Regions from separate parts of the Homo sapiens genome. Here regions 1, 3, 4, 5, 6 and 7 are each linked to region 2. The links are chromatin contacts, found by Hi-C or POLR2A ChIA-PET in ENCODE. All regions are on one chromosome and are shown on one strand. Each heading gives the region's core, a stretch centred on a gene start or an enhancer-like site at or near the end of the contact. The rest is flanking DNA. Distances are from core to core; before and after follow the strand shown.

The links. Hi-C counts contacts between places; a loop is a spot of excess contacts on that map. ChIA-PET counts read pairs that join two places held with the same protein, here RNA polymerase II (POLR2A). Pooled maps may share reads with other maps.
Region 1: a loop to region 2 is called in a pooled map, with 21 times the contacts of the local background. The contact joins two enhancer-like sites. A Hi-C loop is called at or near these places in 2 of 37 single-sample maps with no recorded cell type and 3 of 50 pooled maps.
Region 3: a map with no recorded cell type shows a loop between it and region 2 (11-fold over the local background). The contact joins the promoter of KIF9 here to the enhancer-like site in region 2. A Hi-C loop is called at or near these places in 2 of 37 single-sample maps with no recorded cell type and 9 of 50 pooled maps. POLR2A ChIA-PET finds 5 or more read pairs at or near these places in 1 of 52 experiments (OCI-LY7).
Region 4: a map with no recorded cell type shows a loop between it and region 2 (15-fold over the local background). The contact joins the promoter of SACM1L here to the enhancer-like site in region 2. A Hi-C loop is called at or near these places in 4 of 37 single-sample maps with no recorded cell type and 9 of 50 pooled maps. POLR2A ChIA-PET finds 5 or more read pairs at or near these places in 1 of 52 experiments (activated CD4-positive, alpha-beta T cell).
Region 5: a loop to region 2 is called in a map with no recorded cell type, with 11 times the contacts of the local background. The contact joins two enhancer-like sites. A Hi-C loop is called at or near these places in 4 of 37 single-sample maps with no recorded cell type and 4 of 50 pooled maps.
Region 6: a loop to region 2 is called in a map with no recorded cell type, with 14 times the contacts of the local background. The contact joins the promoter of LIMD1 here to the enhancer-like site in region 2. A Hi-C loop is called at or near these places in 2 of 37 single-sample maps with no recorded cell type and 7 of 50 pooled maps.
Region 7: a loop to region 2 is called in a pooled map, with 15 times the contacts of the local background. The contact joins two enhancer-like sites. A Hi-C loop is called at or near these places in 8 of 37 single-sample maps with no recorded cell type and 5 of 50 pooled maps.

Annotation. Positions count from the first base shown.
Region 1 is chr3:45,658,010-45,661,074 of GRCh38, reverse strand. The region is part of intron 2 of LIMD1 (LIM domain containing 1); the gene reads right to left. Among named protein-coding and RNA genes, the nearest start is that of LIMD1-AS1, 29 kb to the left of the region's middle. Within about 2 kb of position 1,299, at least 10 of the 41 ENCODE cell types and tissues checked have a DNase peak (open chromatin) inside an H3K27ac peak, as active enhancers do.
Region 2 is chr3:46,537,310-46,540,222 of GRCh38, reverse strand. LRRC2 (leucine rich repeat containing 2) reads left to right here. Exons shown (of 9, transcript NM_024512.5): 4 at 1,022-1,178. Among named protein-coding and RNA genes, the nearest start is that of LRRC2-AS1, 19 kb to the left of the region's middle. RefSeq lists an enhancer at 1,102-1,161. Within about 2 kb of position 1,307, at least 16 of the 41 ENCODE cell types and tissues checked have a DNase peak (open chromatin) inside an H3K27ac peak, as active enhancers do; they include OCI-LY7, where a contact is called at or near this core.
Region 3 is chr3:47,281,024-47,284,069 of GRCh38, reverse strand. It overlaps KIF9 (kinesin family member 9), which reads left to right and starts at 1,271. Exons shown (of 21, transcript NM_182902.4): 1 at 1,271-1,575. It overlaps KLHL18 (kelch like family member 18), which reads right to left and starts at 1,126. Exons shown (of 10, transcript NM_025010.5): 1 at 976-1,126. The coding sequence starts at 1,104. RefSeq lists enhancers at 1,143-1,532, 748-1,947.
Region 4 is chr3:45,687,982-45,691,107 of GRCh38, reverse strand. SACM1L (SAC1 like phosphatidylinositide phosphatase) reads right to left here and starts at 1,712. Exons shown (of 20, transcript NM_014016.5): 1 at 1,611-1,712. The coding sequence starts at 1,642. It overlaps LIMD1-AS1 (LIMD1 antisense RNA 1), which reads left to right and starts at 2,226. Exons shown (of 3, transcript NR_033947.1): 1 at 2,226-2,732. TRR-ACG2-1 (tRNA-Arg (anticodon ACG) 2-1) reads left to right here and starts at 2,037; the gene lies at 2,037-2,109. RefSeq lists a silencer at 1,521-1,700 and enhancers at 1,731-2,020, 2,281-2,330, 2,841-2,910.
Region 5 is chr3:45,552,322-45,555,307 of GRCh38, reverse strand. No RefSeq gene overlaps it. Among named protein-coding and RNA genes, the nearest start is that of LIMD1, 41 kb to the left of the region's middle. RefSeq lists enhancers at 424-473, 1,734-1,833, 2,886-2,986. Within about 2 kb of position 1,452, at least 23 of the 41 ENCODE cell types and tissues checked have a DNase peak (open chromatin) inside an H3K27ac peak, as active enhancers do.
Region 6 is chr3:45,593,149-45,596,241 of GRCh38, reverse strand. It overlaps LIMD1 (LIM domain containing 1), which reads right to left and starts at 1,491. Exons shown (of 8, transcript NM_014240.3): 1 at 1-1,491. The coding sequence starts at 1,362. RefSeq lists an enhancer at 1,615-1,784 and silencers at 1,875-2,004, 2,015-2,484.
Region 7 is chr3:45,611,724-45,614,678 of GRCh38, reverse strand. All of the region lies in intron 1 of LIMD1 (LIM domain containing 1), which reads right to left. Among named protein-coding and RNA genes, the nearest start is that of LIMD1, 18 kb to the right of the region's middle. RefSeq lists enhancers at 1,781-1,830, 2,888-2,955. Within about 2 kb of position 1,563, at least 6 of the 41 ENCODE cell types and tissues checked have a DNase peak (open chromatin) inside an H3K27ac peak, as active enhancers do.

The sequences.
Region 1 (3,065 bases), core at 50-2,549, 880 kb after region 2:
TGTCCTCCCCTCAAAGTTACTGTTGCCCTCTCTTCTAGAAGGTCCCCATCCTTGAACGTTCGCAGTATTTTCTGACTCTGCTAAACTAAGGTACCAAGAATGTCTACCTACAGCTGGGTGATCTCAGGGATCATCATCAGAACCCCCTTGACAGCCATGGAAATTAATTTCAGTTACTTAAACTTTCTCTCTATAAAGGGACTCCAGAGAACTCGAAGTTTTAGAAAAGAAAATGAGAACTAACTAGAGTATCTTTCCCATACTTTTCCCACGTCGGACACCTACCTGGGTGACAGCTGATCTGCTGCCCTCTGTCCCTCCCCAGGAACAAGGTGACGAGGAACACAAACAGCCCACCTGGCCGGGCGCGGTGGCTCACGCCTGTGATCCCAGCACTCTGGGAGGCTGAGGCTGTTGGACCACTTGAGATCACGAGTTCGAGACCAGCCTGGCCAACATGGCGAAACCTCATCTCCACTAAAAATACAAAAATTAGCTTGGCATGGTGGCACGCGCCTATAATCCTAGCTACTTGGGAGGCCGCGGTAGGAGAATCGCTTGAACCTGGGAGGCGGAGGCTGCAGGAAGCTAAGATCGCGCCATTGCACTCTAGCCTTTATGACAGAGAGAGACTCCGTCTCGGGAAAAAAAAAAAAAAAAAAAAAAAAAGACAGCCCACCTAAGAGAAGCTTGCTCAACCAGTAAGCAAAACTATTCACACACTGTCTGATCACAAAGTCCAAATCTTTACTTGTGGAGCTCCCCACTTTCGCCTCTTCCTTCTCGGAATTCCCGCAGGGTAAACTCATTCCTCAAGAGAGGAAAGAAGGTGGGGCTGCAGTTGCGGATGGGGCCCCTAGAGGGAGCTAGGAGGCCACCAGGAAACGGCGCAGGACTTCCAGAGCTTAGGCTTCTGATCCAATGTATGGAGAACACAGCAAACAGCACTTTGGTTCCAGGAATGGGGTTAGCAAGTTCTAAGGAATCTGAGCTGGAAATCAACGTTTTGTGTAATAGGGCGAAGATCACCTCTATTCCAAAAATCACAGAGGAAGATCATTGAACATGCAGAAGCACTGAACCCTCTAGTGTTAAGAAACAAATTAAACGAAAGCTTTTTCATCCAGGAGATCAACAAAGATTTTTTAAGTGTTTGTGATTGTTGTCACTGTATATTTTCATAAGCTACTGCTGAGAGTGTAAGATGATAAACTCTCCCTGGAAGGGAAACTTTAAAATGTTTATCTCTGACTCAGTGAGGTTATCTGAGACTTAGCTTTGGGAAAGAATTTTAAAAAGTGAATAAATATTTACTTAGATCCAAACTGGCAGCCTTAGAGGAATGGTTATATAAACCAGAGTACATATAAATGATGAAATGTTACATAGCTATTTAAAATGTCATTTAAATAGTGTTTTAGTCATATTGGAAAATGCTTATATATAGCATATATATATGTTTGGGGATAGCATATATATATGTTTGGGGTTTTTTTGAGATGGAGCCTGACTCTGTCACCCAGGCTGGAGTGCAGTGGTGCAATCTGCAGCCTCAGCCTCCCAGGCTCAAGGAATCCTCCCACCTCGGCCTCCTGAGTAGATAGGGCTACAGGTGTGCACCACCACAACTGCCTAATTTTTGTATTTTTTTGTAGAGACAGTGTTTCGCCATGTTGTCTAAGGCTAGTCAACAACTCCTGGGCTCAAGTGATCAGCCCATCTCAGGATTACAGGTGTGAACTACTGCACCCAGACTGAAAATATATTAACAAGTGAAAAAAGCAAACTTGACAAGTGTATTTATAGTACAATTCCATTTCAGTAATTTGCAGATACCACTGATATGCAAAAGGGAAAAAAACAAACAGTGGGTAACACTGGTAGAAGTATAACAGTGAAACATCACTTTCTACTTTATATACTTTAATATTTTAAATTTTCTTTCTAGTATTAGGTACAGTGACAGATGGTATTAGAGAGAAATTTCACTTTACTTCACATATTTCTATATTAAATTTTTCTAGAAATATGTATAATATGAAAAAATACTTTTAATCTTAAAAGAAAACCCTTATGTTATAATGTGAAAAGTAAAAAGCAAGATTTAAAAATTGTGCATCTCAACTATATAAAGAAATTCAAAGAAAAAAAGACTGGAAAGGAAATCTGCCCATGAGTGGCAACGCCTCTGAGTGGACATATTTAGAATCTGCATGGTGAGGCCAGGCACGGTGGCTCATGCCTGTAATCCTAGCACTTTGAGAGGCCAAGGCGGGCAGATCGCCTGAAGTCGGGAGTTCAAGACCAGTCTGACCAACATGGAAAAGCCCCCTCTCTACTAAAAATACAAAATTAGCCAGGCATGGTGGTGCATGCCTGTAGTCCCAGCTACTCAGGAGGCTGAGGCAGGAGAATCACTTGAACCCAAGGAGTGGAGATTGTGGTGAGCTGAGATCACACCATTGCACTCCAGCCTGCAATGAGCAACATGAGCAAAACTCAGTCTCAAAAAAAAAAAAAAAAAAAAAAAAAAAAAAAAGAATCTGCATGGTGGAGGGGATGGTTTATTTCCTAGTTGGTTGCTTCTATATACTTTCCTACACTTTCCCAAAGATTTACCAATGAGCAGGTATTGCTCTGATCATTTAAAAAATTGCCCAGCTGGCTAGATAAGTCCTCTTGCTGCCAGTTCCCACAGCTGAGAATTCCCATGTCCGGACACAGGAGGCCAGTACAGGGGGTTGGGGGACTACGTCTGATTTTCCTTTATTCCAAATTTTAAAAAACTGAGACTCCCCCACTGACCTAAGAGGGTGGGGCTTAGTTTGCTCTGAAGAACTCACACTTCATTTTTCACTTCGGTTTTGAAAGACCACCTGAGGTTAGAAACTGGATAGTGTATCAAAATATATTTGTTTGTATTCTGAGTGGGAGAAAAGCCTAACATCTACTGATTGTCTTCTGTGGTCTAAGTACTATGTTTAGGGCTTTCACATATATTTTTAAATGCTTGAAAACTTTGCCACACAGGTTACTGCATCACTCCACCTTCTGACCCTGTACTG
Region 2 (2,913 bases), core at 58-2,557:
ACTGTTGCATGAGATAATACTAGAGTGAAAGCACTTTTGCAAGTTAACAGCTTAACCCACACACAGGAGGGCAATGGTTGTAAAGCACATTACAAGTACCAAGTACAAAAAAGAAGGATCACTATGGACTCCATTGCTCCCTCCACCTCCCCTTCAACTGCCATGGAGTTTTCCACACCTCATCCCACCTCCACCCTGTGCTCCAGCCACTTTGCTGATGGTGCGTTGTGGTCAGCTTCTGAGGTCAGGGGACCTGTGTGTCTCGTCTTTGCCCCACCCCTCAGTGCTGAGCACCCCTCACCTGCAATGGGGGCTCGGTAACTCTCGGTGAATTAGATTTCTTCAGCTGGACAAATAGCCTCCTTAAAGTCTTTAAACGCTTCTTGCTTGACACCTTTACAGTTTTATCCCAGAACACTTGAGCTAGGGGAGGCCTTGGACACTGAGTTCATCAATGTCATTTCAGCAGTGGAGACCCAGGGAGGTGGCGTGACTGGAAAATGGCAGGGCCTGGGCCGGAACTCAGGTGTCCCAGCTGACTGTCTTTCTCATGCTTTTTCCCTTTCATAGACTCTTAAGAATATTTGGAAATGTGGTACAGCAAATATTAGAGGTTTATCAAGTATTTCTAAAAGCAACTACAGACAAAGGGAAACGAAGCACAAATTTTGAAATCGAATGTATAGACAGACCTTAGGGGATGTTAAGTTGGTATGTTGCAAATAAATAATACACATTGTGGCTCTAAGTGTGAGTCTGGTTTTTTGTGTTCACTAGGATTTAATTTTAATAACATCATGAATTCACGGCAGTTTTGAAATAGGGCTAATATACTGTTGTGAAGTTGACGACAACTGCGGTGTCTTTGGTTTCTTTTTGAAATGGCTGGAGTGCTGGTGGTTAAGTTTTATGCTCTCGTGTCTGCTTTCTCACTTCCTGTTTTAAAATAAATGCTTGGTTTTACACGGCTTTGTGCACACGGAGGAGCTAGTTCTGATTGATGTCATTCTTTCTATTTTAGGAGCTCCCAGATTCATTGAAGGAGCAGACACACCTGAGAGAATGGTACATAAGCAATACCTTGATTCAAATCATTCCTACATATATTCAGTTATTTCAAGCGATGAGAATTCTGGATCTGCCAAAAAACCAAATCTCACATCTTCCAGCAGAAATCGGTATGTCAACTTAGCAGGGGTCTTCGGGCCTCTGGTGTGTTAAGCAGGCAGCTGTCAGGCAGGTGACAGACACTGTGCAGACACCGTGTTTCCTCTCCAGCTTCCCCAGGAAGTGGTTGGGCAGGGCCGTTTGGAGGCTCCCCAGAGCTGCTTGTTTGCAGCATCCCTTTGGGTGGTGAGGTCGGCGTCTCGCCTGTATAACTCAGCACACAGGACACTTGCCAATTGCTCAGAAACCAGAAGTTTCATGAGTGAGCAATATTTTATTTAGGAACTCTGTGTTTATTTTCTTTTTGTTTTAAACCTATAAACGTGCAGTATGCTTATTAGAAATGTAATGTATTGCTCTTATACATTAGTCCATTGATAAATCTAGTTTAGCTTATGTTGTCTTTTTTTTTCTTTTCCTTGAGACGGAGTTTCGCTCTTGTTGCCCCAGCTGGAGTGCAATGGCACAATCTCGGCTCACTGCAACCTCTGCCTCCCTGGTTCAAGTGATTCTCCTGCCTCAGCCTCCCAAGTAGCTAGGGTTACAGTCACGTGCCACCAGCTGATTTTGTATTTTTTTTTTTAGTAGAGAAGGGGTTTCACCATGTTGACCAGGCTGGTCTCAAACTCCTGACCTCAGGTGCTCTGCCTGCCTCGGCTTCCCAAAGTGCTGGGATTACAGGCATGAGCCACAGTAACCAGCCTGATGTCTTTTTGATGGATCAAAATTTTATAATTCTCAGTCATTATTCAGTTGTGTTATCTTAAAATGAAAATGACAGTGATCATTATTGCTTCTCTTTTTCCTGGGGTGCAAGGAGTGAAGGTCTGGAGCTGCATGGAGCTCCATTCTTACACATGTGCCCTGGGACCAGTGGTTTCGCATAGTTATGTGAAAATTTACCAGAAGCCAAGACCCTGTGGGACAGGTGGCTTGTGGAGCCTCTGGTGTTCATACATGTCTTGCTGGCTGTGTCAAGACTACAAGGCTCTGACCACCCTCTTACCCAGGCCGATCTTGGGGATGCATATGCATGTACTAACCTTGAGGGATGAGGAGACACCTGCTCCCAGGCAAAGAGCAGCCTTGCTAACCACTTGCTGTAAAAGTGGTGGGTTCCCCAAGCTCAGGGTTCTCAGCTGTGATGTATATGTGCATAGCATCTATCCAGGCCATCTGCATCACGCTTGGTAAACTTAGCTGTAAGTGCAACTCACATCAGTATGCTGTGTTGGACCAGGAGCCTCGTGTCTTCTGTCGGTATCCATGAAACAGGAATAGGCAAAATTTATTAGCTTCTAAGCAGGGTAAAATCAAATTTTAGACCCAACAAGGATAAGTACTTCTGTTTCCTTGCCTAGTTTCTGGAAAGGTAGAAAGGACCTTAGAATTTCTATGACTGAAAAGTACCATTTTTGACATGTAAGGGGTCATTTACCTCCTGCCCCTTTATTTTGCAAATTGGAGAGACCCACTGACTGAATCATTAACTGACTGAATCATTATCATTTACATATTACACTAAGGAACTTCTTCAGAGCCTGGGCTAGAAGCCAGATTTCACTATTTGCAGGTCATTTTTGGGCAAGCTCATGGTATATTTAAATAACTGGATAGAGTTTCTGAGGACTGAGTTACTTTTAAAAACCCTTTTTAGGCTGGAGGCGGTGGCTCATGCCTGGAATCCCAGCACTTTGGGAGGCTGAGGCAGGCAGATCACTTGAGCCTAGGAGTTTGAGACCAGCC
Region 3 (3,046 bases), core at 22-2,521, 740 kb before region 2:
GTAGAGACAGGGTCTCCCTACATAGCCCAGGCTGGTCTCCAATTCCCCCACTCAAGTGATCCTCTCGCCTCTCAAAGTGCTGGGATTACAGGTGTGAGCCACCATGCCTGCCCTGTTTGTTTTTTAAACAGGGATCACGCACAGATGCTGAGAGCTTTCCAGCTAAAGCCCAACAGGGAGCCCCACTGATCATCTCCCCAACCGGACGTCTCCACATGGTTCGGTGGCTTGGCCAGGCAGCAGCACAGCATGCCTCTTCCTCATGAAAAGACCCAGGCACAGGAGGGAGGCTGGCTCTAGCGACCAGAATGCTGGTGGGGAACAGGTGGTTAAGATATCTTTCCCTCTTAATATCAGTCAGCATCCCTCTCCCCACGCGGCCAGCAGGCCCAGCCCCGGGGACCTTTGTGGTGGTGAGTGGTGCCTTCCAGTATGGGGCAGGGTGGCTTCCCACCTCAAAAATTTTCCAGAGAAGATTTTAAAAGCTCTTAAGAGACAAAGTAGTAATTCAACAATTAAGGGCAATGATTCCTAAGGAGAAGCCTTCTCTTCTAGAACAGCACAGCCAAGTTCGACAGGCACAAAGAAATATCTGTAGTGACAAGAGAAGGTTCTTCAGTGGTGCCCATCAGCATGTGGAGCCGGCCACCGCCCCTGCCTCCATAGAAGGTAAGTCCATTTTCTCTTGTCTGCATGACAGAAAAAGGAGGCTGTCACCCGTGTCTCCCACTCCAAGGGCCTAAGCGGCGCACCTCTCAACCTTTCCTTTCAAGGGCTGAAAGGTTGTCCTCTTCCTCTCCCCACTCGGCCCCGATCCCCTTTTGCTCGGCACCTCTCTCCCCACTACTCGGCCCCCCTCACACCTCTTCTCCCCACCCCTCTCCCTGCTAGACCTCTCTTTCTCTGTCCCCCGCCCCTTTTTACTCCCCGCTCGACCCCTTTTCCCTCAGCCCGCTGCCGCCCAGTCCGCGGTACCTTGAGGGTCACGTCGCACAGCTTGCCCTGCCGCCGGATCTCCTCCATGACGCCGTAGCCGCGACTAGGCAACTCAGACACGGAGAAGTGCACCAGATCCTCCAGCTCCTCCGCGCCGTCCTCCACCATCTTCCCCGGCCGCTGCAACTGCGCAGGCCTCGCCGGCCGGCTAGACACTAACCAGGGCGGGGCGATAGCGCACGCCGACAGCCGCTCGGAGCGCGGAGCAGCAATCGGACGGGCCTCCGCGGCCGCCGTAGTTGAATCTCCTCGGCGCCGGAAGCCCCGCCACTCCGCTTCCTGGTTCATGTGCGGCCTTCGTTCCCTCGCTATCTCGACCTTGACTTCGCATGTGCATCCGCCGAAGTCTTTCTAGATCAATCGGCCCCATCTCTCGTCTTCCCGATTCGGCCATGACCTCACCCGTATCCTCGACGTAGGACCTCGGACTTCATTTCCGCCACCCCGACACTTCCGGAATCCCCGGAAGCGACCCGTTGCCATGGCGACTATGTACACAGCCAGGCAGCCCCGCGTGGGGAGTGCAGGTGGTTTCGGTTGCGGCAGTCGCGTCCCGGGAGCGTCGCTGCCTGGTGAACGGTGAGCAGGGGCTGCTCGCCGGTGGGAGTGGGGAGACGGGAAAAGGGTGTGCGCCCGGACTGCTGAAAGTGGCTGGGGTCCAAAAACCGCTTTATCTGGGGGTTCCCAGCTGGGTCGCTCATCTCTGAAACCCAGGCGAAGGAGGGCTCGACGTCGCGGGAGTCCTTTCAACCTGACCGCGGCTTACGGTCTTCGGAGCTAATGTTCATTGGTCCCACAAAGGGGTCCCACGTCGCGTCCAGGACATAGAGGCCGTGAGGCAGGGAGCCAGAGGTCGTCTGGACTCTTCCGTACTAGTCAGTTTTCGAACTAGAGGGGGCTTTGGGATCACCAGTCGGAGCCCTTCGTGTTACAGGTGAGGAAACCTCTCCAGAGAGGGACCGGAATGGGTCCAAAGCCCACTGCCGCCCAGGCTCCACGCGGGGGTCCGGCACATTGGGTGAGAAAAAGGAGAAAGTCTAGTTTTGCCTGCATCCTAGTCTTGTTCAGCCAAGGCCAGGTGCAGTTGGACCCAGTGTTTTGGATTCGGGTGTTGGTGCTGCCGCTACGGGTAGCTATGAGGGTTCCCCATGACAGCCCCTCATCTGGACGGGAGCACTGGAAGATAGGGACCCACCTGGTGCCTTCCACCCCACCAAACGCTCCCTTTCCTCTTGTCTAGTCTTCATGGCTGCTTGTTGCCAATTCTGTTCATTCCCACTAAAGACAAATGAGGAAACCTCGAGCGCCTTAACACAGAAGTCTCCTGGTGGCCATTCAGAGACTTGCTTTGTTATACCAGAAATATCAAAGGGTGGTTCCCCAAGGAGAGACATTCCCCACAAGGTCCTGAGGGAGAAAGGGAGGGGGCCGGGCGCCGTGGCTCACGCCTGTAATCCTAGCACTTTGGGAGGCTGAGGTGAGCGGATTGCTTGAGCTCAGGAGTTCAAGACCAGCCTGGGCAACATGGCGAAACCCTGTCTCTACGAAAAATACAAAAATTACCCGGGCGTGGTGGTGCACGCCTGTAGTCCTAGCTACTTGCGGGGCTGAGGTGGGAGGATCGCTTGAACCCAGGATGTGGAGGCTACGGTGAACCGAGATTGTTTCACTGCACTCCAGCCTAGGTGACAGAGTGAGACCCTGTCACAAAAACAAATAAACAAAAAACAAAAACAAAAACAAAAAAAGCGTGTGGTGAGGTGCTGGATGTGGATTTTTGCACCTGGAAACCAAGTGTCCTCCTGGAAGGGCTGTGGGCTTTGGTTGGAGTTGTCATGGAAGGGGAGTGACATCATATGCCCCTTGGGACTCTCTCAGTAGTGACTGAAGATAGACCCACATATGAAGATTCAGCTGCCCTCTGACTTCCAGCCATTACCATCACCAACCACCGCCATTTCCTGAATACCTACTCTGTGCTGGGCTCTGCCCTGGACATTGTGAGGGGATTCAAAAGAGATAAAAAGCACAATCCTTGCCTTCAAGCAGC
Region 4 (3,126 bases), core at 463-2,962, 850 kb after region 2:
AGGGACAAATTTCCTTTCTCTTTTATGTATGCGAGGATTTGGGTTTGTTTTAAGGTCTGAACTGGTTAAATTTAGTGTTCTGGCAGCTGAAAAACAATCATCATAATTCTCAAGTTCTCCATCCTATTCAATCTTTGCCACGCTAAGCTGCATGAAGCCATGGCTCCATATGGCTTAAACACATTTGAGACCTGGTGTAGGATCACATTAAACCCTTCAGTGCCTATCAGATACACAATAACCTAATTAGCTAGCAGAGCACATGTGACAGTGGCCTGGCCAGAAACGCAGTGGAAGACACTTCCTTCAACTCTTTCACCAAAGACGAGGTGAGCACTTTGCAAAGGGGAACTGGGAGAAAATAGGGAAAGGTGGAGAGGAAAATGTGGAGGGAAGTGTGCAGCTAGGGTTTTCAAAGAACATTACAGTAAACAGAAATGGCACCCACAGGGGGTGCACTGTAGAAAAAGCAATCATCTTTTTTGCAACACATACAATGTGGAATAGATGACCTCTCTGAATTTTGCACCTCTAACTTTCCACTGAACCTTTCAGAAAGTTACTAGTGAGGTTGAGGTCTGAGGAGCTTAAGTGCCCAAACCACATTTTGGTGTCATTTCCCTGCAAAAGAAATGCGGTATCTATGCCTAACTGCCAAGGTATTTTAGCTCATATACAGGGATAGATAAGCTTCTAAAAAATTACATTTGTTTCTCCTACCAGATATTCCCAGGCTGTGGCCACCAGATTTTCAAACAGCCTAGGGGTAAAGCATTAAACACGAAGTGAGTACAACAAAATTATTCACAGACAAGAAAAGTGTGGATGCTAATGGGTAACACTAAGGGAAATAAACACATGTTGTTTTTAATCCAAGACAAACCAAAACCCTTAAAAACACCTATTTTATAACTCTTAACAACCACAGCCTCTGTATCAAAGACTCAAGAACTTGGATTTACCGAAAAGTCAATTTGCAGTACCAAAATTACCGAGATTAGCCTCTGGCTGTCGACACTGACTTAAGAACCTGCTTTAGGCTGGAGCTGTTTAAAATTTAAACCAAAGTAAACTCCTTCAGGACCTTAAGACTACTGACTGTACTTTAAATTTTTTCTGCACACTGAAGAGGGGGCAGGCAGGCTTCGGTACCCAGATAGGCTGTAAGCAAAACAAAGATTTGTTGATTTGTGCGTAGACTCTAAATTGCTGCTGTAGGTCCGTTAAGTAAGAGAAAACTCTTTTTCTCTGTTAAGTCATACAGATAAATTTAGTCGGTAGCTCTGCATAGAAAGTGGGGACAAGCGTGCCCTGAAGGGCCGCATCATAACGCCGACCCCGGCTCGGTGGGGGCCAGTCGGCAGCTTCTCTCTTCAGCCGTGGGCGCTGGGGCCGAGCACGGTGGAGAAAGGCCGGCGAGCCGCTGGTTCCCGGCCTATGGCTACTCGGGCGAGGCCTAGGAGAGGCCGCGCCGGCTGAGGAAAACCGGTAAATGCGAGGAGCTCCCACACCCTATCTGCAATCCGGGACTCAGAAGCCCTCCCCGAGGCCAGGGCCCGCACCTGCCGCCCCGCCCGCCGCGCCTCAGGCCTCTGGCCCGTGGGACTCACAGCTTCAGCTGCTCGTAGGCCGCCGTCGCCATCCTGCACAACCACCTCCTTCCTTCTCTCTCCGCCCGCCCCGCCCCGCGCCGCCACCTCGGCTACAACTCTACCGGTCACCCTGGCACAGCGGCCGCAGCTCCCAGCCTCTTCCCACCCCTTTCCCCGCCCCGCAGGAGAGCCGGCCTGAACGGGAGGCGGTGGAGGACAAATTAGTGCGCAAGCAAGAGCACGCGAGAGATGCCGCCGACGCGGCGGGTTGGAGTGCGACGAAGAGCGCCGTGACGAAGCCGCTGCGGATTGGTGGGGCGCGTTTTGGGGAAAGGCAGAGCAGCGGGAGCGCGGCGCAAGGGCAAAATGGATCGTTGGTACCCGGAAGCCCGTTCAAACTGTATAAGGGTGATCAGCTATCACGGAGAAGGCTTTAGCAAGTCGGGGCCAGTGGCGCAATGGATAACGCGTCTGACTACGGATCAGAAGATTCTAGGTTCGACTCCTGGCTGGCTCGCGATGTCTGTTTTGCCACACTTGACCCATGTACTACTGGGTCTTGTAAAGATGTATATTCACAATGTGAAAGTATTACAAGACCTTGGAAAGGTGTATGGTTAGAATGTGAAAGTTAAATATCTGAAATTTTGATGCCGCTTTGCTCACAATGTCATCCTTTATCCTTTAAACCTGGAGTTGTCTGAGGTGGTTTGCAAACTGCAAAGCGCCCTGTTCCCAATGATGCACCTGAGAAGTCTGTAAATGGGGTAAATTTAGGCAAACACACCTGGAAAAGTGGCATTTTGGAGTGGGGAATGCTGTGGCCGGAGGTTAGCAACCGGATGATGCAAAAGCGTATTTAAGGCAGCAGTTCTGGCCTTTCCCCGCCACGGAGCAGAAGCCCCCATAGTGATGTGAGAAGCGGCGCTGTCCCAGTTTACTAGGATGGGATGGGCTTTGGATCTAACCAGCAGCGAAGAAAACCTGCGGTGCGGCTGCGCTCGGTAGTAGGGGTCCACAAAGCGTCAGAATCTGCAGCAGCCCCGGCCTTTGCGAGCTCCAGCTCCGAAGTCAACCCGGCCCCCAAATTCCACTGGGAAACCTTAAGACACCGGTGTTTTTACCGTAAGAAGACCTCAGGTAATCTAGTATATTACCCCTCATTGTATGGATGCGCGACTTGGACACCCGAGAAGGCGCGAAACGTCTGCGGCCTAAAGGGACTCGAACCGGGGGATTATATGAGTCATCGGACACTGTCCGTTAACCAATCACTCAATCGATCAATTAATTTCCGCAACATAACGTTTTCCCCTGATAAAATTATAGATTTTTAAAATATATAAAATTATTGGGAATATTAACGCGATTCCCACCCTAAATCATTACTATTATTTTTTTTTTCCTTAAAGCCTTTTTTTCTTCTATATTTTTTAACATGGGCATACTTGCACATGTGTTTTTCCAAATTGGGGTTGTACGGAAATGGGTTCCTCATTTTGTCTCCTTACCTTTTTGTCTGAGATTTAAGGTC
Region 5 (2,986 bases), core at 203-2,702, 990 kb after region 2:
GGCAGGTTACCTGATATTGCCAAGCCTGTTTCCTCATCTGTAAAGTGAGCACTCCTCACACATGGCTGGTGAGGATTCCATGGGATGAAACACGTCCTCCTAAGAGTGCTGGATGACCGAAGAGTAGTGCACTCACTGTGCGCCCTGCGCTGTCCGGAGCCTGTTACACACACATTGCTTCAGTGCACCCTCACAAGGCAGAGGTTGGAGCCATTCTCTCCATTTCACAGAGGAGGAAACAGAGGCACAGAAAGGTTAAGGAGCCTGCAAAGATCTCATGGTTCATAAACAATAGAGCCCAGACAAGTTCCTGAAAGCCCCCTCACCCTCTGGGCCATCTGTCAAGCTCAATCTGTGGCACAAAGGGAGTAGGTCCCTGTCTGTACAAACAATCAAAAAAAATTAGCTGGGTGTGCTTGTGCATGCCTACGGTCCCAGCTATTAGGGAGGCTGAGGCAGGAGGATGACTTGAGCCTGGCAAGTTGAGGCTGCAGTGTCATGACACTGTACTCCAGCCTGGGTGACAGAGTGAGACCTTGTCTAAAAAAAAAAAAAAAGTAACACTCAATATACCATGGCCATTACATATGATTATTATTACTACGCTTTTTATTAATCATACAGAAGACTCCCACCAGAGGTGGGTGCTGTCAGGGGAGGGGTGCACCTGTAGTTGGAGGCCTCAGGTGGGGGAGCCCCATGTGAGCACATGTGGAAATGGGGGCAGCCTTCCTGTTTCACTGTCCACCTTGGCCCCAGGCCCAGGCACTTCCCTAACAGCTGTGACTCTGATGAACTCTCAAGACTACGTTGCCCTCTCCACCTCCACAGCCACATGGTGTGAGGCACGTTCTTCTGTCAGGCAAAAATAAATTACCTTCCCCCAAAGCAGGCCCTCAGCTGTGTGGTGTGTATGAATGTGTGGTATGTGGTGTATACGTGTGCATGTGTGTGGTGTGGTGTAGGTGGTGTATGGTGTATGTAGTGTGTGGGGGGGGTGGGGTGGGGTGTGTGTGTGTGTTGGGGTGAGGTGTGAGTCTCCTAGACCAGAGCACAGTGAGGCTTCTGGGGAAGTGTCACATTTCCACCCTGAATGAGCAGCCATGACCTTTTAGGAGCAGGAATCTGGAGAATTTCCCAGGTTTCCTGCAGGGCATCTGGGAAGCCTGACTTTCTCTACCTTTCAAAATGTCCTGACACCCCCTAAAACAAAATACTCCAAACTGTCTCACAAACCAATGTGTTAGCCTCACAGAAGAAGGAAGGTGGGGAGAATTGGGGACCAATAAACAAACCCTCGGAGTAAACCCGGTATTTTATAAAATGGCACAAAGCACGTCCGTGACTTCACACATCTCCATGCAAAGTCTCGAGCAAGGGGCAGGCACCATCCCAGTTTGGCAGGCAACAAGAGTCTGTGATTGCTCTGCTATTTTAGACTCACAGCAGCTGTCACAGATTTAGAAGCCAAACAGCTGTGACTCAGGAGTAGCTGCAAAACAAGGTGGTTAGCAGACACCTGAGATACTTAGAAGGTAACTTAGGTGTACACTGACAAGCAACAATTCGAAAACAAAGATTGTCCATGTGGCAGAGGCAGCCAGCTGCCCTCCAAGATCAGGCCCCCCTTCCCTCCTGCAGAGTTGCTGCTGGGAAGTGGCTACCCAGCCCCTAGCAATTGGCTGAGGCACGTGACTGAATTCTGGCCAAGAGGAAGTGGGCAGAAGTGATGTACACTGTTTCCAGACCTGGCCAAAGCCACTGTGACACTCCACCTCTCTCCCCCTTATCTGCGGGCTGGATTTGATGTCAGGGGCAACCATGAAAGCCAAGAGCTGAAGACTGTGTAGTCTGCACGAACCCTCCGTCAAGCTGGAACTGAACGGAACAGAACCTCCTCCCCTGTTCCCTTCTCTAGAGGATTAGACTCATGGGAAAGAGAAATAAAGTTTGCTGGGTCAGACCACTGACATTTGGGGGTTTATTTGTTATGGCTACATTAATTATCAGCTGATAATTAAAGCATGTTTATTGCTGAAGATGATTGGTAGACGAGATATTAGCAGACCACTAATTATTAGTGCATAACTGGTAATAATGAAGTAAATGATGACTAAGAGGTCTACTACATTCACTCAGAGGAAACTGACACCTAAGATGTTTACTGATGACTTAGATATTTGCTGATGACTCTGATGCTAGTAGTTAATTAAAATATTAATAGAAAACTAAAATATTTCCTGGAAACTATGATGTTAACTGAAAACTAAGAGTTAGCTGATAACTAATAATGGGGATATCTGGCGACACTTGCTTTAGGTTCCCTCTTCGCAGCTCTCAGCCTATGTCTGTGCAGTGGCTGCCCTCTTGTGCACTGACAAGTGAGTCTCTCTCTGAGTCCACCTGACAAAGCCCCTCTGGCCCAGTCTGGCCTTGATGATTGACAAACCAGACCCAATGAATGGCATCAATCTTTGGGTGCCTGCTTCCTCTATGGATCTCACAGTGTAAAGGACACATTATTCCTTTCTACACCCCCGCGACAGTGCCTGAGGAAGGGGAACCCCTCCCCTAAGATCTAGTTCTCCTCTGAGTTCTGAAGGCAGCCATGAGTATGCAGCAGCAGATGTGGTAGGTGAGGCCTCCCTTGGATGGGACCAGGGCTGAACCCTCCTCAATTAATCCCAGATGGGGCTCTTCTATTGTTTGTGGAAAAGATGATCTGCGGAAGACACAGATGGGGCTGCTGAGATGCCAAGGAGTGCTTATCATCGGGGAGGTCTAGAACAGGTCTCCCCTCTCCCCTCTGCCATGGGATTTTCCTCACAGTAGGTGGAGTTGAGCAAGGATGGCTTCCTGGCTTCTAGGTCCCAGGGATGGTGTCCAAAGGAGGCTCTGTCTGCCAGGGGTGATGGCTCCCTGGGAGCCGTCAGTCCCAGGCTGAGAGAGAGCCGACCCCACATGCTGAATTGGGTGCCTCAGAACT
Region 6 (3,093 bases), core at 242-2,741, 940 kb after region 2:
TTGGGTGAGGGCTTCTAATTTCAACTCAGCAGCAGAGGGTCTCAGCTCAGGACCTGGGACGAGGGGCTGGCAGGGCAGCCTTACCCTAGGGGAGCTGGGGCTGTCCAGGAGCACAGATCCCAGGCTACCATCAGAAGACCAGCCCAGGGGACCCTCTTTACAAGATAACTCAGGCAGGGTGGACATCACTGGATGGACAAGACTGGTGGGGCTGAGCTTGGGACCAGTGCCAAGGTCTGTGCAGCCAGGCTTCGGCCCCAGCCCAGGGACCGCACCCTGCTGTGAACCGTCCAGACCAGCTGGCGAGGATGACGGGGCAGAACTGGAAAGGTAAGATTTGGGCCCATCCTGGAACCAGGGTTGGGGGTCCACATTGGGTTTGGACATCACACCTGAAACCTCACCCCCCAGCCCCGAGTTTGATCTTGGAAGACCTCCTTGCCTGGGGCAGCTCAGGGCCAAGGGTGCTGACACAGAAGGGGTCCTGGGCTGAACAGGCCCCACAGCTGGTGCTCCGTTCTCCAAGTTTGGGGAAGGCAGGCCAGGGCTCACCCGCTGGGAGGAGGCAGTGGACCAAAGGCCTGTTGGCTTCTCGCTGCTGCGGCCACCAATGCCACTATTCTGACCACCGAGGCTACCCTCAGAAGACCTGCTGGAGCTCAGGGAGAGCTGTCGGTGATTTAGGGGATGGTCCCCGCAGGGTTTGGGCAGTGGTGGGTCACTCCCCGGGGAGCTAGGCCACCCACTCCCTACACTCAGGCCGATGCTGGGGGACACTCCTGGTTTGTCACCCCACTTTGGGCTTGCCAAGGAGAGGTTGTCATAATAGTCTCCATGAGTGAGGCAGGAAGGATCCTCACAGGGGCCTGGCTGGTGGAAAGCAGACATCTCAGAAGTCGCCAGGCTCTCCCTGGAACCACAGTCCTGGCTGCCATGCCTCGTGCCATGCAGGTATGGCCTGGATCTCTGCTCCTGCGGTGGGTACGGGGGCTGCCCAGCAGCGAGGGTGGTGACTGCCCCAGGTGCCCCTGTCGAGGCAGCAAGAGGAGGCTTGGCAGCACCATCCACAGTCAGCTTGCTGCCCACAACTTCCCAACGGGCCTGTGGGCCCAGGCGGCCCCCTCCATTGACAGGGCCTCTACTCCCCCTGGGCAGAGTCTCCTCCTGCAGGAGCTGCTGCTGCTGCTGCTGGAGGTGGATTTTGGCCATCTTGGTGGCGAACACCCTGCGAGTTTCCTCAAACTCGGGGTTGTTGCCTGCACCCTTGTCCACTCGGAAGAGCCCATCCTTAGAGGCCTCATACATGTTCAGGTCCTCGATGAATTTACTGGCCTCCAGGCCCAGGTCGTCATACTTATCCATGCTGCAGACAGGTGTCCGGGCCTAGCCCAGGTGCCGTGTGTGTGTGTGTGTGTGTGTGTGTGTGTGTGTGTGTGTGTGTGTGTGTGTGTGTGTGTGTGTGTTGAGGGCAGCGGGGAGATGCTGGCGAAGGGTCGGGGCTCAAGTCCGGCCCAGTACAAGTAAAGACTTCCACCTGCCTAGCGTGAAGGGCATGACCCCAGGATTTAAGAGTCCAGCCGAAGTTGAGACCTCAACGCCAGCTGGACCAAGTTTGCTTCCAACTCCCTTTCCCCTGGAGACGTCCTTGTTGGGGTAGCTGGTGGCACTTCGCCGTCCCGGGCCTGCTCAGCGGAGTTCTTTTCTCCTCTTCAAATTATAAAAGGAAAAAGAAAACAGCAAAAAAGTAAAATCACATCCTCCTTAGGCAACCAAACACGGAAACTCACAGCAAGGCAGCAGCCGACTGGGCCGGGTGAAGCTGAATCGGCCGGGAGGGCGCCGAGGCCGCGAGTCGGGCCGGAGCAAACGCGCGGCGGCTGAGGCGCAGGTACGTTCCAGGCGCTGGGTCCTCCGCTGCTTCCCCGGAGCTGCGATCCCGGCCGGCGCCTGGCAGGAACGCCGTCCGGGACGCACGGGCGGCCGAGCAGCGGCAGGAAGTTCACGGCAGCTGGGGCTGGCGGCCCATTGTCCGATGGCGGCGGCGGATCGGCGCGCGCGGGCCGGAGGGCGGCGGGACGCGGAAGTGAGTGCGCCAGGCGCAGTCCCTGCTGCTCGCTCGCCGGCTCTGCACGTCCCGAGCCCGCGCCGGGGCGGAGGGGGCGGCCGAGGGGCGGGGACGGCGCGCGGGCGGGCGCCCAGGGGCAGGCCTGCACCCGGCAGCGTGGCTGGGCCTCCTGCCCCCAGGCCTGGCTGGAGAACACCGAGGGGTGCCCCACAAGTCCGTCCCACGCTCTAGCACTGGGACTGCACGGGACTTCGCCGCCGCCACTGCCGCCCCCTGCGAGTCCTGGACCGAATTGGGTGCTCCGACCTCCCTTCCAGCCTCGGGTCCTCAGCCCGGCCCCGCCCCTGGCAGCGCTGGGCGGGGTCCTCCGCTCGGAGACGGGCGGCCTGGGTAGCCTGCATGGGCCCAACACAGGCGCTGGGAGTTTGCGAGGACTTTCGAGGACGCCGCTCCTCGCTCCACTGCCTCAGTTTCCCCGGTGGAAAGCCAGCCCTTTGTGCCTCTCGAGGCCGGCACCGTCCAGGCTGTGCCCGCCGCCCGGCTTGCCCGAGGTGCACTATTGGAGAGGCGCACGGGCGTGTCACCCATGGCTGGCCCACCGTCCTCTTTGACAGGTCGGGAGACTGAGGCAGAGAGGGGGAAATGCCCAACATGCCAACGTAACCAGCAAAGCGTAGATGGGAGCCCGGGCCCTCTGAAAGAGCGAAAAAGAAGAAAGTCTCGTTGTGCCTGCGCGCATTTCACGTCCTCAGTGCAGCAGTAAAAGCACGTGCCCTAGTAGGCTCGTTATTCGTAGAGGGACCCATCTGCAAGTGGATCCGCGCGGCTGCAGGGACACCAGGCCTGACTCCTTGGCGCCCCCGCATGGCCCGGGACTCCCTATACCAGTTCCCAGGCGATCCTGGAGAGGTTTCATTTCCCACACTACAGCCATCGTGATCCTAAGGCAAATACTAGAACAGACACTTCTCTACCTAAATCCTCAGTGCTTACCCCAGAATTAAATTGAAATCGGCCCCTTGCCGCAG
Region 7 (2,955 bases), core at 314-2,813, 930 kb after region 2:
TGATCATGGCTCACTGCAGCTTTGACCTCCTGGGCTCATATGATCCTCCCACCTCAGCCTCCCCGGTACCTGGAACTATAGGCACGCACCACCACGCCCAGCTAATTTTTTTATTTTTCGTAGAGACAAAGTTTCACCATGTTGCCCAGGCTGGTCTTGAATCTCTAAGCTCAAGCAATCCCCCTGCCTCAGCTCCCAAAGTGCTGGGATTACAAAGTGCGTGAACCACAGCACCCGGGCAGAGGATTTCCTTTTTTTTTTTTTTTTTTAACTACAGGTGCCCGCCACCACGCCCGGCTAATTTTTTATATTTGTTGTAGAGGCTGGGTTTCACCATGTTAGCCAGGATGGTCTCGATCTCCTGACCTCGTGATCCACCCGCCTCGGCCTCCCAAAGTGCTGGGATGACAAGCATGAGCCACTGTGCCCAGCCTAAGAGGATTTCTGTACTAGAGAAAACTGGTAAAAGCAAAAACAAAAAAATGTTTTTTAAATCAAACTCTTAAGAGAGCAAAGAAGCAAAGTAAAATAGTGATGGGCTCACAGCCCATCACTATCAAGAAAGGAATAAAATATCTTGTGAAGATAATATTTTAACAGAGGAAATTGGGAGGGTATCAGCCAAGCGTTGCCAGCTCAGAGAACAGGTGGCTTAGAAAGCAACAAGTAAAGCAGGGCCCCCAAGAAATTCTAAAAACAGCTGGAGAATCAGAGGAACTTTCACACTGCTGTGGGAATGCTAAGTGGCACGGCCACTTTGGAAAAGTTTTTGGCAGTTGCTAAAAAAGTTATACATACACCTACTCCATGATCCAGCAATTCTACTCCTAGGTATTTACCCAAGAGAAACGAAAGCCTGTGTCTATACAAAGACTTGTACATATAAGGTGCAGTGGCTCATGCCTATAATTCCAGCACTTTAGGAGGCCAAGGCAGGAGAATCACTTGAAGCCAGGAGTTCAAAACCAACCTGGACAACATAGCGAGATCCCATATTTACAAAAGAAAAAAACAAACAAAAAAAAAACCCAAAGTCTTACACAAAAACAATCCTAACAGACTTATTCATAATAGCCAAAAATGAAAAAAAAAAAAAAACCTCAACAGGGAAATGGAAAAACAAATCTTGTGGTGTATCCATACAATGTAATATTACTCAGCAGTAAAACAAAAGCACAATTGATAATGCAAAAAGCCCAGTTGATAATGCAACAGCATAGCTGAATTTCACAGATATTATCTGAGTGAAATAAGCTGGACAAAGGAGTACTATAGTTGATTCTCATTATTTGGCAAGAATACTGAATCAGTCAATACTGAACCACTGCTTCTGGCAGAAATACAGGGTTAGGTTTCTGAAAACTTCTGACCACAACACTTTCATCAACTGATGAATATATGACCTTGTTTTATGTGTGCTTCTATTTAGAGACACCTTCCTTAGTATATATTGTTGATTCATTAACATCGAACCCTCAGCCAACAGCCCTGTAGCTCGTGCCTGAAGAAAGCTTCTCTCATACATATTCTCGTTGTAAAGCACATCACAGCCCTCTTGCTCTTAGGAACACTAGAAAGCACTCCAGCACTGTGCCTGGGGGCCATTTGAAACAGCAAAATCATCAACAAAAACCACAAAAATGCAAAAACCATGGCACTAAATAGACCATGAAAAGGACACCTGTTTACTGCATGACCTGAAACAAGAAGGCGGAGCGTTGCCTTGTTCGACTTCAGCTGGGAAGATAGGCGTCAGGGGACTCAAACTTTTCAGCACTCTGTTATATCTGTGAATGATCACAAAAGAACTGTGAGTATTAATTTTGGGGTTACAAATAAATTTTAGCAAGTAAGCTGATTCACAAATACAGAATCTGTGGATAATGAAGATCAACTGTATATAAATACTATATGAATCCATTTATATTACATCTTAGAATGGGCAAAACTAATAAATGATTTTAAAAAATCAGAATTGTAGTTGCCTGGAGGTGAGCACTAACTGGAAAGAAGCATGAGGGAACTTTCTGGGGATGGAACTATTCTATATCTTGATAGGAATGTGGGTCACACAGGTGCATGCATCTGTCAAAACTCACTGAACTACACATTTCTCTGTATGCAAATACAGCATTTTGAAAACAATTCCTAGACACTCCTCCTATCAAGAAGTGAGAGTGTGGAAAGGCTTGTGAATGCTTAAAGTAATAGAGCACAGCAGAATGACACTAAATGACTTCCAGGCATTGAGCCTGACCCCAAGTATCCAATGCAGACATCAAATAGCCTGCAAAAGGCCTGGCACAGTGGCTCACACCTGTTATCCTAGCACTTTGGGAGGCCGAGGTGGGAGGATCACTTGAGCCCAGGAGTTCAAGACCAGCCTGGGCAAGACAGCGAGACCCTGCCTCTACAAAAATTAACAAATTAGCCAGGCATGGTTGTGCATACCTGTGTTTCCAGTTATTCGGGGGGCTGGGATGGGAGGATTGCTTGAGCCCAGGAAGCCAAGGCTACAGTGAGCTAAGATGGTGCCACTGAACTCTAACCTGGGTACAGAGTGAGAATTTGTCTTTAAAGAGAGAGAGAGAGAGAGAGAGAGAGAGAGCGCGCACCTGCAAACCATGACAGAGCTGGGCAGAAGCCATGCTAGCTTCCTCAACACCACCTCCTTTCTTTCTCCCTGCCTTCCTCACCGCCTCCCACCAACTTCACTTCCTCTGCTCTCTGGCTACAAATTTGGGCAGAGATGCCTCTCCCCACACCTCACACACCCACCGTCAGGCATGGGCAACCCAGAGAGGTGGCAGCTGTGTGCTATGGGTAGAGGAGGGGCTGCCAGCTCCAGTCCATTCATGGCTTCTAACTGACCTCTGTGGCTGGCCAACAAAGAGCCTCTGTGTAAGTCCCTGCCACCTGCAAGCAAAGCCTCAGTGATGTCAGGACAAGCCTCAG